Linked DNA regions of Homo sapiens: region 1 is linked to region 2. Evidence: chromatin contacts called from ENCODE POLR2A ChIA-PET data. All regions are on one chromosome and are shown on one strand. Each heading gives the region's core, a stretch centred on a gene start or an enhancer-like site at or near the end of the contact. The rest is flanking DNA. Distances are from core to core; before and after follow the strand shown.

What was found. ChIA-PET counts read pairs that join two places held with the same protein, here RNA polymerase II (POLR2A).
Region 1: POLR2A ChIA-PET joins it to region 2 with 14 read pairs in CD8-positive, alpha-beta memory T cell. The contact joins the promoter of DHX9-AS1 here to the promoter of TMCO1-AS1 in region 2. POLR2A ChIA-PET finds 5 or more read pairs at or near these places in 3 of 52 experiments (CD8-positive, alpha-beta memory T cell, K562 and T-cell).

The regions. Positions count from the first base shown.
Region 1 is chr1:182,834,609-182,841,212 of GRCh38, reverse strand. DHX9-AS1 (DHX9 antisense RNA 1) reads left to right here and starts at 1,622. Exons shown (of 2, transcript NR_148933.1): 1 at 1,622-1,901; 2 at 3,279-6,604. It overlaps DHX9 (DExH-box helicase 9), which reads right to left and starts at 1,866. Exons shown (of 28, transcript NM_001357.5): 1 at 1,757-1,866. RefSeq lists a silencer at 1,547-1,976 and an enhancer at 1,400-2,241.
Region 2 is chr1:165,765,992-165,772,985 of GRCh38, reverse strand. It overlaps TMCO1-AS1 (TMCO1 antisense RNA 1), which reads right to left and starts at 4,057. Exons shown (of 3, transcript NR_125374.1): 1 at 3,611-4,057. It overlaps TMCO1 (transmembrane and coiled-coil domains 1), which reads left to right and starts at 4,118. Exons shown (of 7, transcript NM_019026.6): 1 at 4,118-4,304; 2 at 4,717-4,794. The coding sequence starts at 4,235. RefSeq lists enhancers at 3,155-3,830, 3,831-4,507.

The DNA.
Region 1 (6,604 bases), core at 373-2,872, about 17 Mb before region 2:
TTCAAGCGATTCTCCTGCCTCAGCCTCCCGAGTAGCTGGGACAACAGGCGCCCGCCACCACGCCCAGCTAATTTTTTGTATTTTTAGTAGACACGGGGTTTCACCGTGTTGGCCAGGATGGTCTTGATCTCCTGACCTCTTGATCGGCCCGCCTCAACCTCCCGAAGTGCTGGATTACAGGCGTCAGCCACCGCGCCCGCCCGTCGTTTCTCTTTAAAGTCCAAAATTAAGTTCATCCAACTGTGGCACTAACTCACCCATTTGCATGCTAACTTGGCATCTCAGTCAAAACAGAATTTTAAATTTCCCCTCAAATCTGTTCCAACACCCTACCCCTACATTTCGGTTTCCATAAACGGTACGACATCCACCAAGTTACTCCTGGCACAAGTTGAGAGTCGTCCACTCCCTTAAGATTCTCCATAGCTATCCCTTGTAGAACCCTTAATGTGTGTCAAACAATATCCATAATAGATCATCTAAATGGAACTATTTTACTTAATCCTTAGTAACCTTGTACAGGTAAGATCACTATCCCTTTAGAGAAGGGGAAACTGAGACAAAGAATATCTTGCTTCAGGAAGACAGAGCTCCTAATTATAAGAGCAAGAATTCGGGCGGGCGCGGAGGCTCACGCCTGTAATCCCAGCACTTTGGTAGGCCAAGGCAGGCGGATCACGAGGTCGAGAGATCGAGACCATCCTGGCCAACATGATGAAACCCCGTCTCTACTAAAAATACAAAAATTAGCTGGGCGTGGTGGCGCGCGCCTGTAGTCCCAGCTACTCCGGAGGCTGAGGCAGGAGAATCACTTGAACCCGGGAGACCGACGTTGCTGTGAGCCGCCATCGCGCCACTGCACTCCAGTCTGGCGACAGAGCGAGACTCTTGCAAAAAAAAAAAAAAAAAAAAAGGCGCAAGAATTCCAGAAAACGTAGCCTGACTCCAGATCTACTACCTTCCACCACTACGCATTTCTGCTTCAAAATACGTCCCCTATCCATTCGTTTCTCCCCATCTCTCCTGCCACCACTACTGCACACCCGGGCTAGTGAAATATTGTCCTACACGGTTTTTGTTTCCACTCTTGCCACCCTAAAACCCATTCTCCTTTGAAGGCCTTCTCGCCACACTCCAGTCACATGGCCTGCTTTCAGCTCCCGCCCAGTTTCTGCCCTTAAGCGATAACTAATCCCTTCCGCTTCTGCAGGCTCTGCTTTTCCTTCGCGTTGGCCGAGGTTATCAGCTCAAAGCCTCCCTCCTTCGAGACGCCTTACCTCGCTATACTAGCCAAAGGCGCTCTCCCTTTACATTCTTCAATTTTTTTTCCTCTACCCACAAGGCCTGCACGACGGCGCCAGTTATTCGTGGCTTGAATGAATGAAGAGCCCTAGGCCAGTGGCGCCCCGGCGGCAACCACCACAGGCGAAGCACCCCCTTCCCTCAGCCGCCGCGGTGCCCCGGCGTACGCAGGCCAGAGGAGGAAGCGCGCTTTGCCTGCTAGAGGCAGCAGCGGGAAACGCTGGGCGGAGGAGAGGGGAGGGGGCCACAGGCTGCCCGGACGGCGCAAGCGCATCGCGGCGAGGCGCGCACGCAACCCGCAATCCGGGGACCCGCGGGCGGCTCGTCCCTTCCCCCACCCCCAGCCGCCGCCGCCGCCCGCGCTTCGCAACAAAGCCGGCTGCGGAGCCATGGTCCACGGCGCCCGCCCGCGACCCCGCCGCCCCGCATGGTAGCCGGAACGTCTCTCCCTTACCAGCCTTCGCTTCCTGGTGCCCAGCTCTTAGGACCGTGTGTGACTCTGGCCTTCTACCGAGACAACAGAGAAACGCACAGCAACTCGCATGGAGGAATCGGCGAAATGGCTCCGACCGCGGCGCTAGGGGGCGGGGCCAGCGAGCGTACGCATGCGCAGAGCGCGTGCCAGGGCGGGGGATGGCGAGGGCGCGCCAATGGAGGGGGCGGGGCTCAGCAACCTCGCGGCGCGGAAGGGTTTCGTTGCTAGGGAGATGGGCTGAGCCGGGCGGGCATCGCGCCAGACCTGCTACTCTGGATAATCCACTCTCCTGGATAATCCACTACCCTGGATAATCGGCTGCCCGCTTTTGCGCATGTTAGGGAGTTGACGGCCTGTAGCATTCTGATGCAGCAAAATATTTCGCAGGGTCTGTCATAGGGATCTCCGGTGAGAGGAGGTTCCCTTCGAAGGCAGAACTGGAAACCTTGCTGCTAACTTGGTAGGGTTGTTGAGATAATTACATGAGATGGCATATGAAGGGCGGCTTAGTTCAATACCTGGCATGTAGTAGGTGTTCAGTGGGCGTAGTTACCGGATTGATTCAGATAGTCTGAACGCCAGTGTCTCTTGAAAGAAATAAACTGGCCGGGCGTGGTGACTGTAATCCCAGCACTTTGGGAGGCCGAGGTGGGCGAATCACTTGGGGTCAGGAGTTTGAGACCAGCCTGGCCAGCGTGGTGAAACCCCGTTTCTACTAAAAAAAAAAAAAAAAATACAAAAATTAGCCGGGCATGGGGGCGGGCGCCTGCAATCCCAGCTGCTTGGGTGGCTGGGCGGGCTCCTGCAATCCCAGCTACTCGGGAGGCTGAGGCAGGAGAATCGCTTGAACCCCGGGGTCGGGGGCGGAGGCGGAGGTTGCAGTGGGCCGAGATCACGCCATTTTCTGGGCGAGAGAGCGAGACTCCGTCTCAAAAAAAAAAAAAAAAACCATGAAAGAAATAAGCTCAGTGAAGGCGGGCATTCTGCCTGGCTAACGCAGGTCGCTCCTTGCCGTGCCTGGAACATTACTGTAAGTGCTCAGCAAACTACTTTAAGGTAGGAATAAAATCTGCAAGGTTGCTTTTGTTTAAATTGGATAACCTTTTGTGTTCCAAGTCTTTGGAGTAATTTTGTGTTCCAAGTCTTTGGAATAATTGTGTCCTTAATTATTATACTAGTCACTGTTAAATTTTGAAACTCCAGTGCGTCCCATGAAGGTAATGATACAAAACATTTCCAGCTGGGATTGTTCCAGGGAATCCAGACTAATCAATTATCTGGGCTCATTATATCTATGGATCTTTATTTTTCACCTCTTTCCTTATGTTTTTCTTAATCCTTCTAGCTGATAGTGATCACTCCCTTTAAAACTGTCATTCTTAAAATCAGAACAACATAGTTTATCATTTACTTATTATTTTCTTCATGTGATTGTTCTCCTTAATTAAGAATAAAATCATTGAAGGAAAGACCTTAATTTTTTTTTTTTTGTACCCTTCAGGGTGTTGAAAGCAGCAGGGGCCTAGAAGACATTAAACCGATACCACAGAAATACAAAGGATCATTAGAGACTATTATGAACAACTATATGCCAACAAATTGGAAACCAAATGGAAATGGATAAATTCCTGAACAGATACAACTTACCAAAATTGGACCAAGAAGAAATAGAAAACCTGAAAAGACCAACTATGAGTAATGAGATTAAATCAGTAATATAGAGTCTCCCATCAAAGAAAAGTCCAGGCCCTGATGGCTTCACTGCTGAATTCTACTGAACAGTTAAAGAAGAACTCATACCAGTTCTCAAACTCATCCTGTGAGGGCAGCATTACCCTGATACCAAAACTAGATATGGACACAAGAAAAAAAATCTATAGGCCAGTATCCCTGATGAACATAGATGCAAGAATCCTCAACAAGACCAGGTGTGGTGGTTCATGCCTGTAATCCCAGCACTTTGGGAGGCCAAGGCAGGTGGATCACCTGAGGTCAGGAATTTGAGACCAGCCTGGCCAACATGGCAAAACCCTGTCTGTACTAAAAATACAAAAATTAGCCGGGCAAGGTGGCGTGTGCCTGTAATCCTAGCTACTTGGGAGGCTGAGGCAGGAGAATTGCTTGAACCTGGAGGGAGGAGGGGCAGAAGTTGCAGCGAGCTCAGATCGTCCCACTGCACTCCAGCCTGGGTGACAGAGTGAGACTCCATCTCAAAATAAGTAAATAAATAAAGAGACTCAACTAGCATAAATGAATTGCAAGTGTTTTATAGTATATAATGAGCACAACAAAAGTATCAATATATTACATGGAAATACATTTTTCAAAGCTGGATCTTTAGCTTCCAAGGATTAAGGAGAATTTTGTTACTGAGTTGGTTCTTAATTTAGGCTCTGCACCTGAGACCTAGAGTCCCCTGGGATTTGGGTCCGAGGACTGGCATTACCTTTGTAGGTGGCTCTTGGCAACTAGCACTGTCTAAGATCTTAACATTTGCAAATGAAGCCTTAAAACATGTCCCAAAAGTATGGAAAGTGGGCCGATTTCAACACAACCATTACCTGTTCCTGGTAGCTGACCAACTAGGAGATTTCAGAGGTCAAGTGGGACAGAGCAGGGTAGGGAATTTTTTTTTAAGCTTTATTATAAAACAGGTAACTTTGTCCCTATCTTAAGAATTTGGAACTGAGGCTATAGGTCACTCAATGATCAAATAATGAAAGGTCTGCTTCAACTGGACTACTTAATATTTCACATTTACCTTTTTGACTAGAAATAACTGATGAAAGTTCACTTAGTTTGGTGGGAAATAAGAGATACAAAGATATCTTCTCCAGGATGAGACTCCCAAAAGCAAATGTTCTCTGAGTACCTCTGTCGCTCAAATTTAAGCCCTTTGGAGTTCCTTTGAGCATGGTTCTGCCCTCATATTTCTGATCACTCCCTCTAGACTCCTACTCAACTTCTCTTCCTCTGTGTGCACTCCAATTGCAAGTCACACCCAGGTTCTGTTCTTAGCACTCTATATACCCTCTACCTGGAGAGTCTTATTCTTCTATATTCCAACCACCATCCATATGCTGATATGGACTGAATATTTGTATCTCCCCCAAATTTTTATGCTGAAGCCCTAATCCTCAATGTGATGGTATTTGGAGATGGCGCTTTTAGGATATAACTGGGTTTAGATGAGGTCATGACAGTAGAGCCCCCATGGTGGGATTAGTGCCCTTATAAGAGGACAAGACCAGAGCCTTCTCTCCTCTGATATAATTACCCACATAAATCTTGACATATTGAAGAGTTGGTTGATCTCTTAACGAAGGGGTCTCCAACTCCTGGGCTGCAGACCGGTACAGGTCCATGGCCTGTCAGGAATGGGGCTGCACAGCAGGAAGTGAGCGAAGGGCGAGCAAGCATTACCGCCTGAGCTCCGCTTCCTGTCACAGCAGCAGCAGCATTAGATTCTTATAGGAGTGTGAACCTTATTGTGAACTGCAGATGCAAGGGATCTAGGTTGCGTGCTCCTTATGAGAAAATGCCTGATGATCTGAGGTGGAACGGTTTCATCCTGACACCATCCCTCCCAGGCCCCTGGTCCGTGGAAAAATTGTCTTCCACGAAACCTGTCCCTGGTGCCAAATAGGTTGGGGACCGCTGGTTTAAAGGACTGATGACTCTTAATGCAATGAGTGACACAGATGAAGTATATAATCTGGATTCCAGCAGAAATGGTAGTCTAGATTTTGAGAATGAAGAATAGAACCTATCTGATACTTCTAAAATTATTTTCTTGTTAATAATTACGGTCATTCAAAAGCCAATTTCTATTAGACGTCTTCCTTTTTTATTGCTTGTTGTACATAAGTGAATATTTATCTTTTCTATAAGCAGTTGTAACATTGGAAGTCATTTTTCTGTCTCCATTGTACCAGTTCTTCTTGAACCATTTGTTAATCTACAAGTTCTATGGCTATATAGAAATCTATTCACATTCACAGGATTTTGCAACATGTTTTGCTCCATTTTTACAGTTACATTTGCTTTCTCTGTATTTATTCTACAGGAATTAATTTATTTTATAGTTTGGCTTGCTTCTCAGTTATGTAGTCTTGAAATGCCATATTCACATTTGCTTTTACGGTTCCCACATTAAGGTTCAGGGCTTTATTTACCCATGCATTTGTATATTTGAGCATTTTTGTTGCTTGCTTTATACAAGCTTTAACTGAGACTAATACATGTCTTTCTTTTCTTTTTGTAGAGACAGGGTCTTGTTATGTTGCCCAGGCTAGTCTCAAACACCTGGCCTCAACTGATCCTCCCACCTCAGCTTCTGAAGGTGCTGGGATTACAGGCATGAGCCACCACAAGAACAACACATTTCTATAAGGTTATGGGGTTTTACTTTTTTCCAGTGTTAATTAGTTTCACATATCTAGAATTTGTAATTTCTTATTGGATACTAGAATTACTGTATTTATTTACCTGAACAAATTAATGTTTCCCTCTACAAACTACTTTAGAAAGATTTTCAATAAAGGTAAATGGGATGTAATAATCTATTAAGAAAAAATGACTCAGAGTGGAACCTGTAGCAAAATATAAATTTGCTGTATTTAAGAGTAATTGAAAGCAAAAGATTCCAAAAGCTTGAAAAAAATGGAGATGCCCTAAATAAACTTACCATTGAAAAATAACAGAAAATGTTGAATACAAAAAAAAAAATGTATTGCTGTGCTGCCAAGAAAGAAAATGCTTTAGAGGTAAACATAAATGAAGTGAATGAATGAATCCAGAGAGGCAAGAGAACCCTGACGTAAGCAC
Region 2 (6,994 bases), core at 2,808-5,307:
GAACTGAATTGAAGTGTAGTAGAGGGGACTGAAAGATGTGTAAAAAGATATGAAAAGGGGGAAATCCATGGAACTTGCAAAGTAAACGCGAGATAAAGAGGGAGTTACTGAAGATAGTTCCCTTATTTTTGGCTTGAAAACCAGTTAGATGGTGGTGCTACTCATTAAGAGAACAAGGGAATATTGGAGTTTGGGGAAAAGAACACAATAGATTGATTCTGGTATATCCACAGACAGACCATGTACCTTCTAAACACTTTCCTTACATATTTTTTTAAAAATAAAATCCTTTAAATTTACATACTATTATGACATTTTACATTCCAGAAAAACCAAGGCATGGTATGGTGAAGTAATTTGCCTAAAACTGCACATCTAGTTAAATGGAGAAGCCAGGATTTGAATACAAGTAGTCTGACTCCAGAACTTTGTTCCCAACCCTATACAAACCTCACGGTAATTCCTGAAGGTAGATATTTTTACTTATACTTTACAGATTTAAAACAATGAGGCTCAGATAAATTAAGTAACTTGCTAAAATAAGGTAGCTTACATGCAGTGGGGCTAAAATTGAAACGTAAAGTTCATATTGTTTCAAATGTCAGAGTGTAAGCAGGTATTTATAATTCTCTTATAATCTTTTACAATGCCTAGCTTAGTATTAAATGTGTATTTAAAGAACAGTATTGGGCTGGGCGCGGTGGCTCATGCCTGTAATCCCAGCACTTTGGGAGACCGAGGTGGGTGGATCACTTGAGGTCAGGAGATCAAGACCAGCCTGGCCAAAAAGGTGAAACGCTGTCTCTACTAAAAATACAAAAATTAGCTGGGCATGGTGGTGCATGCCTGTAAACCCAGGTACTCCGGAGGCTAAGGCAGGAGAATCGCTTGAACCCGGGAGGCAGAGGTTGCAGTGAACTAAAATTGTGCCACTGCACTCCAGCGTGGGCGACAGAGTGAGATTCCATCTCAAAAATAAATTAAATAAATAAATAAAAATGAAGCACAGTATTGGCTGGGCATGGTGGCTCATGCCTGTAATCCCAACACTTTGGGAGGCTGAAGCAGGAGGACTGCTTTGAGCCCTGGAGTTCGAGACCGAGCCTGGGCAACAAAGTGAGACCCTGTCTCTAGAAAACAAAACACAACCCCAAAGCAACAACAGTATTATTATTACTAATTCTACTAATAATGTAAGAACAGGCTTAGCTCCCATTCACCTTTCACAGAAAGTTACTTGAAGATGTACCACAACATCAAGTATAAACTAGAAACAAAAATGTGGTTTCAAGAGAATAGTAAAATTAAGTCCCAGGACAAAAGTCTTCCTATTGTACTAGAGATTGGAGGAGGTCAGTGAGCTTTGGGAGAGCAGTCCTCATGGGGAAAGCTTTGAAATCTAAAAATTAGATAGTACAACTAAGAGCTTAGAGAATTTGGGAATATAACAAAGAAAACTAGTAGAATCTAGAAAAGATGTTATCTGAACTTGTCTCTAGCACTGTTCCTTTTTTTTTTTTTTTTTTTTTTTTGAGACCGAGTCTTGCTCTGTCGCCCAGGCTGGAGTGCAGTGGCGCCATCTCGGCTCACTGCAAACTCCGCCTCCCAGGTTCGCGCCATTCTCCTGCCTCAGCCTCCCGAGTAGCTGGGACTACAGGCGCCCACCACCACGACCAGCTAATTTTTTTGTATTTTTAGTAGAGACGGGGTTTCACCGTGTTAACCAGGATGGTCTCAATCTCCTGACCTCGTGATCCGCCCGCCTCAGCCTCCCAAAGTGCTGGGATTGCAGGCGTGAGCCACCGCGCCTGACTTCTAGCACTGTTCTTAAACAAGGGGCATAGTGTCATGACATCATTACCCTAGAAAAGGAAGTGTATCCTAGCAGTCCATGGTTGTAAACATTTACACAGGAATAACTTAACTGCTTATTAATATATTTCATATTTTCTCATTTTTTCATATTTTAACATCTCTGAATGGGATTCTTCTTACAATCAATGGTGTGTCATGGTTTAATTAGTTATTTTTTCCTCTTTAGTAGTAGATAAAATAATGATGCGTCTTACAATGAATAGCATGTTGAATTTGATGAATTGTGTGTGCCAAGCACTGCTTGAAATGCTTTATAATATACTTTTCCTCATCCAGTCTTCATAGCTGATGTTACCACCATTTTGAAGGCTCAAAGATGCTAAACAATAGGTTCTAGGACTGCTGTCAAGTAAGTGGCAGAGCAAGAATTTAAAATCAGGTCTGATTTCCAAGATCATGCTCTTATTGTTATCTCAGCACTTACCTTGGGTGATACAAAGGTGAATAAAAACCTATCCTTGTCTGAACTGCTCAAATAAAGGTCTAGCTCAAATATGATCTTTCTGAAACCTTTCCAACTCCCCAGGAAGAATACATCTTGTTTTCATCTGTACCCCCTCAACATTTTAAGAATACCTCTATAATACCTATAATCTTATTATATTATATAATCTCCCTGGGCCCTTAGAAGTCAGGAATATTCTCTTAACCATCCTTTTGACCCTACAGTGCCTACCACAGTTCTTGACATATAGTAGAAGCTCAATAATGTTTCTTAAAAAGGAGACAGGGTCTCTGTTGCTAAGTCTGGGAGACAAGAAATGCACATAAAGCTAAAAAAAAGTCAAAAGTAGTGTTTAGGAGAATTATATATTTAAGTGCAGTACAGTTTAAAAGAACCAATGAGGGCCGGCCACGGTGGCTCACGCCTGTATTCCCAGCACTTTGGGAGGCCGAAGTGGGTGGATCTGAGGTCAGGAGTTCAAGACCAGCCTGGCCAACATGGCAAAACCCCGTCTCTACTAAAAATACAAAAAATTAGCTGGGCGTGGGGACGGGCACCTGTAGTCCCAGCTACTTGGGAGGCTGAGGCAGGAGAATGGCTTGAACCCGGAGGCAGAGGTTGCAGTGAGCCGAGATTGTGCCATTGCACTCCACCTGGGCAACAAGAGTGAAACTCCATCTCAAACAAACAAAAAAACACCAATGATAGGAGGAAGTACAAGAGGATACAGCTCAGCCAGCTTCCAGGTTTTCACCCATACACACACACACCCCAGTGTGAAAAAGCTGAAACCGTCTACAATGGCTGAAACCACGCTGCTGAGACATTTTTGAATTTTAATTAGTTAGCAACACTTATAAATTAAGTTTCACATAAAACCCAGGATTTCTGGATTTTCCTGAGAAACGAAGACATCTCAGAAACTGGGTGCTCATTCTCCTAGAGAAATGGGTTGGATTTGGGTATCAAATTCTCCTTTCAGATGAACTTAATGCTCACTTATCCATCGTAGTAACTTCCACCATTTGTTTAGGCTCAGCTTGCATAAGATAATTTATTTTCTCTCGCCAGTCTAGGCATCTGGGTTTAAGACCCCTTCTCTAGATACATTACTCACTGCACTATCACACTATGAATTTTCAGGCATCCGTGCTTTGACTTCCACTTTGCCTAGAAAGTCCTTTGCTATCTCCAAAAGTACTCCTACTCCCCTAAGGCACTGCTTCAATTCCTTTCATTAGCTTCTTCTGACCACTCTCTCAACCGTGTCACGCAGCACTGTGGTAATACCTCTATTAAAACCCTTATCAGAGCGTATGCACAAGCTTCTCCTCTTCGCGCTGACGTTCGCTCCTTGAGGCCAGCGGCCCACAACTAACTCATTTCGCGGTTCCAGCTTCACGTCCATGCCCTGGCACCTACACCCAGTCGTTCAGTACCTTTGCGGAAGTCAGTCTTCTTACTTCACGGCAAACCCAAGCTAAACTAATATTACGACCACAGAAGTTGGGCTGAGGTAGAAGTCAAGACTATCCCAATAACTGGATTCTGGCCGAGAAAAAGGCGCGCGCCAGCACCCCAGTCAGTAAAATCTACCGGGCAAAGTTCGCCGCCGCCACTATCCTCCTCTGGCTCTGAAATAGTTCCAATTCTCGCGAGATTCGGCCTGACTACCAGCCCTTCAGCTCCAGTGAGTTGCGGGTTGGTTTCCTCTAGACTCTCGTGGCCACACCGTTCTCCGATACGAGCCTTTCCGGTGCTATGCCCCGGAAGCGGAAGTGCGATCTTCGGGCTGTCAGAGTTGGTCTGTTACTCGGTGGTGGCGGAGTCTACGGAAGCCGTTTTCGCTTCACTTTTCCTGGCTGTAGAGCGCTTTCCCCCTGGCGGGTGAGAGTGCAGAGACGAAGGTGCGAGATGAGCACTATGTTCGCGGACACTCTCCTCATCGTTTTTATCTCTGTGTGCACGGCTCTGCTCGCAGAGGGTGAGAGCGGGTATTTCTCAGACGTTTGATCAGTCCCCGGGAGGAAGGGCCCCGGGGTCCCCTGTGCCACCAGGGGAAAGATCGCGAGCCTTACTTGCTTGAGAGGCTCATCTACTCCACTTCAGGGAATCTCTGGGCAACTCGTGAACAGGAGCAGGAGGGGAGTATGGAGTCGATTGCCGAGTTTTCTTTGGTCTCAGGTAGATTTCACTTGGGTATTTGTGGAGACACCTTCACATCATGTTACTGTTGTTTTGGCTGAAGAGTCAGTTGTATTAGCCTTTGAAAAAAGTTAACTATGGGTAAATACAAAGCGAAAAGTTGGAATTCCTCCTTCTCCAACAGTAACCACTTTGTTTGTTGTGATCATTCCAGTCATTTCTCTATTAACATGTTGCTTTTAATGTTTTAGGCATAACCTGGGTCCTGGTTTACAGGACAGACAAGTACAAGAGACTGAAGGCAGAAGTGGAAAAACAGAGTAAAAAATGTGAGTATGGCAACACATTAGAAATAATTTCAACACGTCAAGCTCATTAAGTCCATGTTCACAATAAATATTTTAAGAGCACCAGCTGATACAAAGATGAACCTGACTTGAAGCCTATTTAGAAATAGAAGACTTTTATGCAAAATGTGTAATACCAACTAGAGGGAAGTGAGGGGCGTAGCAGATACATGTTATGTGCTGTGGTGGTTCTAAAGAAGAGGTTCAATCTGGCGCAGTGGCTTACTCCTGTTAATCCCAGCACTTTGGAAGGCTGAGGCAGGACTGAACTTAGGGGTTTGACACCAGCCTGGGCAACATAGGGAGACCTCGTCCCTACAGAAAAAATTAGCTGGGTATGGTGGTACACACCTATAGTCCCAGCTATTTGGGAGACTGAGGCATGAGGATCCCTTGAGCCCAGGAGATTGAGGCTACAGTGGGCCACGATGGTGTCACTACACTGCCTCCTGGGCAATAGTGAGACTTGTCTTTAAAAAAAAAAGAAGAAGAGGCTTCATTCAGTTGTGAGGAACCATGGTAGCCTTCATGATGCTGATGGCCTTGCAGTTCCTTGTGGATAGTTAGAATTTGGATAGAGAATGAAATGGGGAAAGGAAATTCCAGGTAAAGAAATAACATATGAGCAAAAATATGGAAATCTTAACATTTAAGGCATGTTTGGAGGATGATATGTCATTATGACTGGTGTCAAGGTAAGTGGTGTCTTCAGAGATAAGCCGAGTTTCAGTTGGGTTAGAAAGTTGAAGAGGTGTTTAAGGAAAAGATTAAAAACAAGAAGGGTTTGTTACCTTTGAAATAAAGCAGGAATTCCACAGGACTCAGCTAAAGGTACAGGGTGAATGGTTCCTTATAGGCCTGATTTAGTTTTCTCTCTTCTTTTTTTCCTTATAAGGATTAAATATAACTTTTGTTTCTTAGAATTCCTACAACTTTCTGTATTCTGTGACTTTTTCTTATATCTTCATAGGGGTTTGAAGTTTTTTTTCTTAAATTACCATATTTGATCTACACAGCAACCATTTGTGGTTACTCGTATAAATATTACCTCCATGTCATAGGAAAGAAAATTGAGCCTCAGGATGATAATGACAACTTACGTCACAGAGCAAACAAAGAATTAGAGACCAGACTCAGGCTTTTAAAATTACAGCTTACTGTTCCTTAATTTACTCAGTGTTGATTATGTACCTCAGCATATCTGGGCCAAACTCGTTATCTTTACCTTCACAAACGTGATATTCTTCCAGGATTTCCCTATCTTGGTGATGGGTACCTCCATGCTTCCAGTAGTGTAAGCCAGAAACCTTGATATGCTTTATTAATTTGGCTCCAGGACACCATACTTTCGGTTTTGCTGCTCTCCATCTTACTAGTCATCCTTTTTTTATTTTTTATTTATTTATTTATTTTTTGAGACAGGGTCTCACTCTGTCACCCCTCAGAGCTCATTGCAGCCTGGACCTCCCAGGCTTAAGCGATCCTCCTGCCTCAGACTTCTGAGTAGCTGGGACTACAGATGCACACCACCATGACTGGCTGATATTTTGGAGAGATGAGGTCTTGTTCTGTTGCCAGGGCTGATCTCAAACTCCTGGGCTCAAGCGATCCTCCCGGCTAGGCCTCCCAAAGTGCTGGGATTACAGGCATGAACCACAGTGCCCAGCCCTTACTGATCATTCTTCTGCAATTTACTTGATGGTTTCATTTCTTGACCTCCCGTTGTTGGGAGTGACACAAAATTTAGTTTTTTTCTCTACATTCACTTCCTTGGTGAACTTATCTTTTGGCTGTATTGGCCAGTGACTCCCAAATTTATGTCTGTGGCCCTCTCTTCTTAATACAAGATTCATATATCCACGCATCAATTTGTTATGTCAGCTAGAATGTTTGGTGGACAGCTCAGTCCCAACACGTCCCAAATTGAATACTTGTTCCTCATGTCTAAGCCTGTGTCATTTGTAGCCTTCTTTATCTTGGTCAATGGCATTTCTGTCCTTCCACTTGCTCAGGCCATAATTCTTGTGTAGTTATCTTTTACTCTTCTTACAACCCACATCTAGTCTGTCTGCAGATACTGTTGGGTTTCCTTTTTGAAGAAACACCCCAAACCAGTAAAGGTTCAGAAAGCTTCCGATATCCAGAATCTGACCACTTTTCATTAGCTCCAGTGTTAACCACT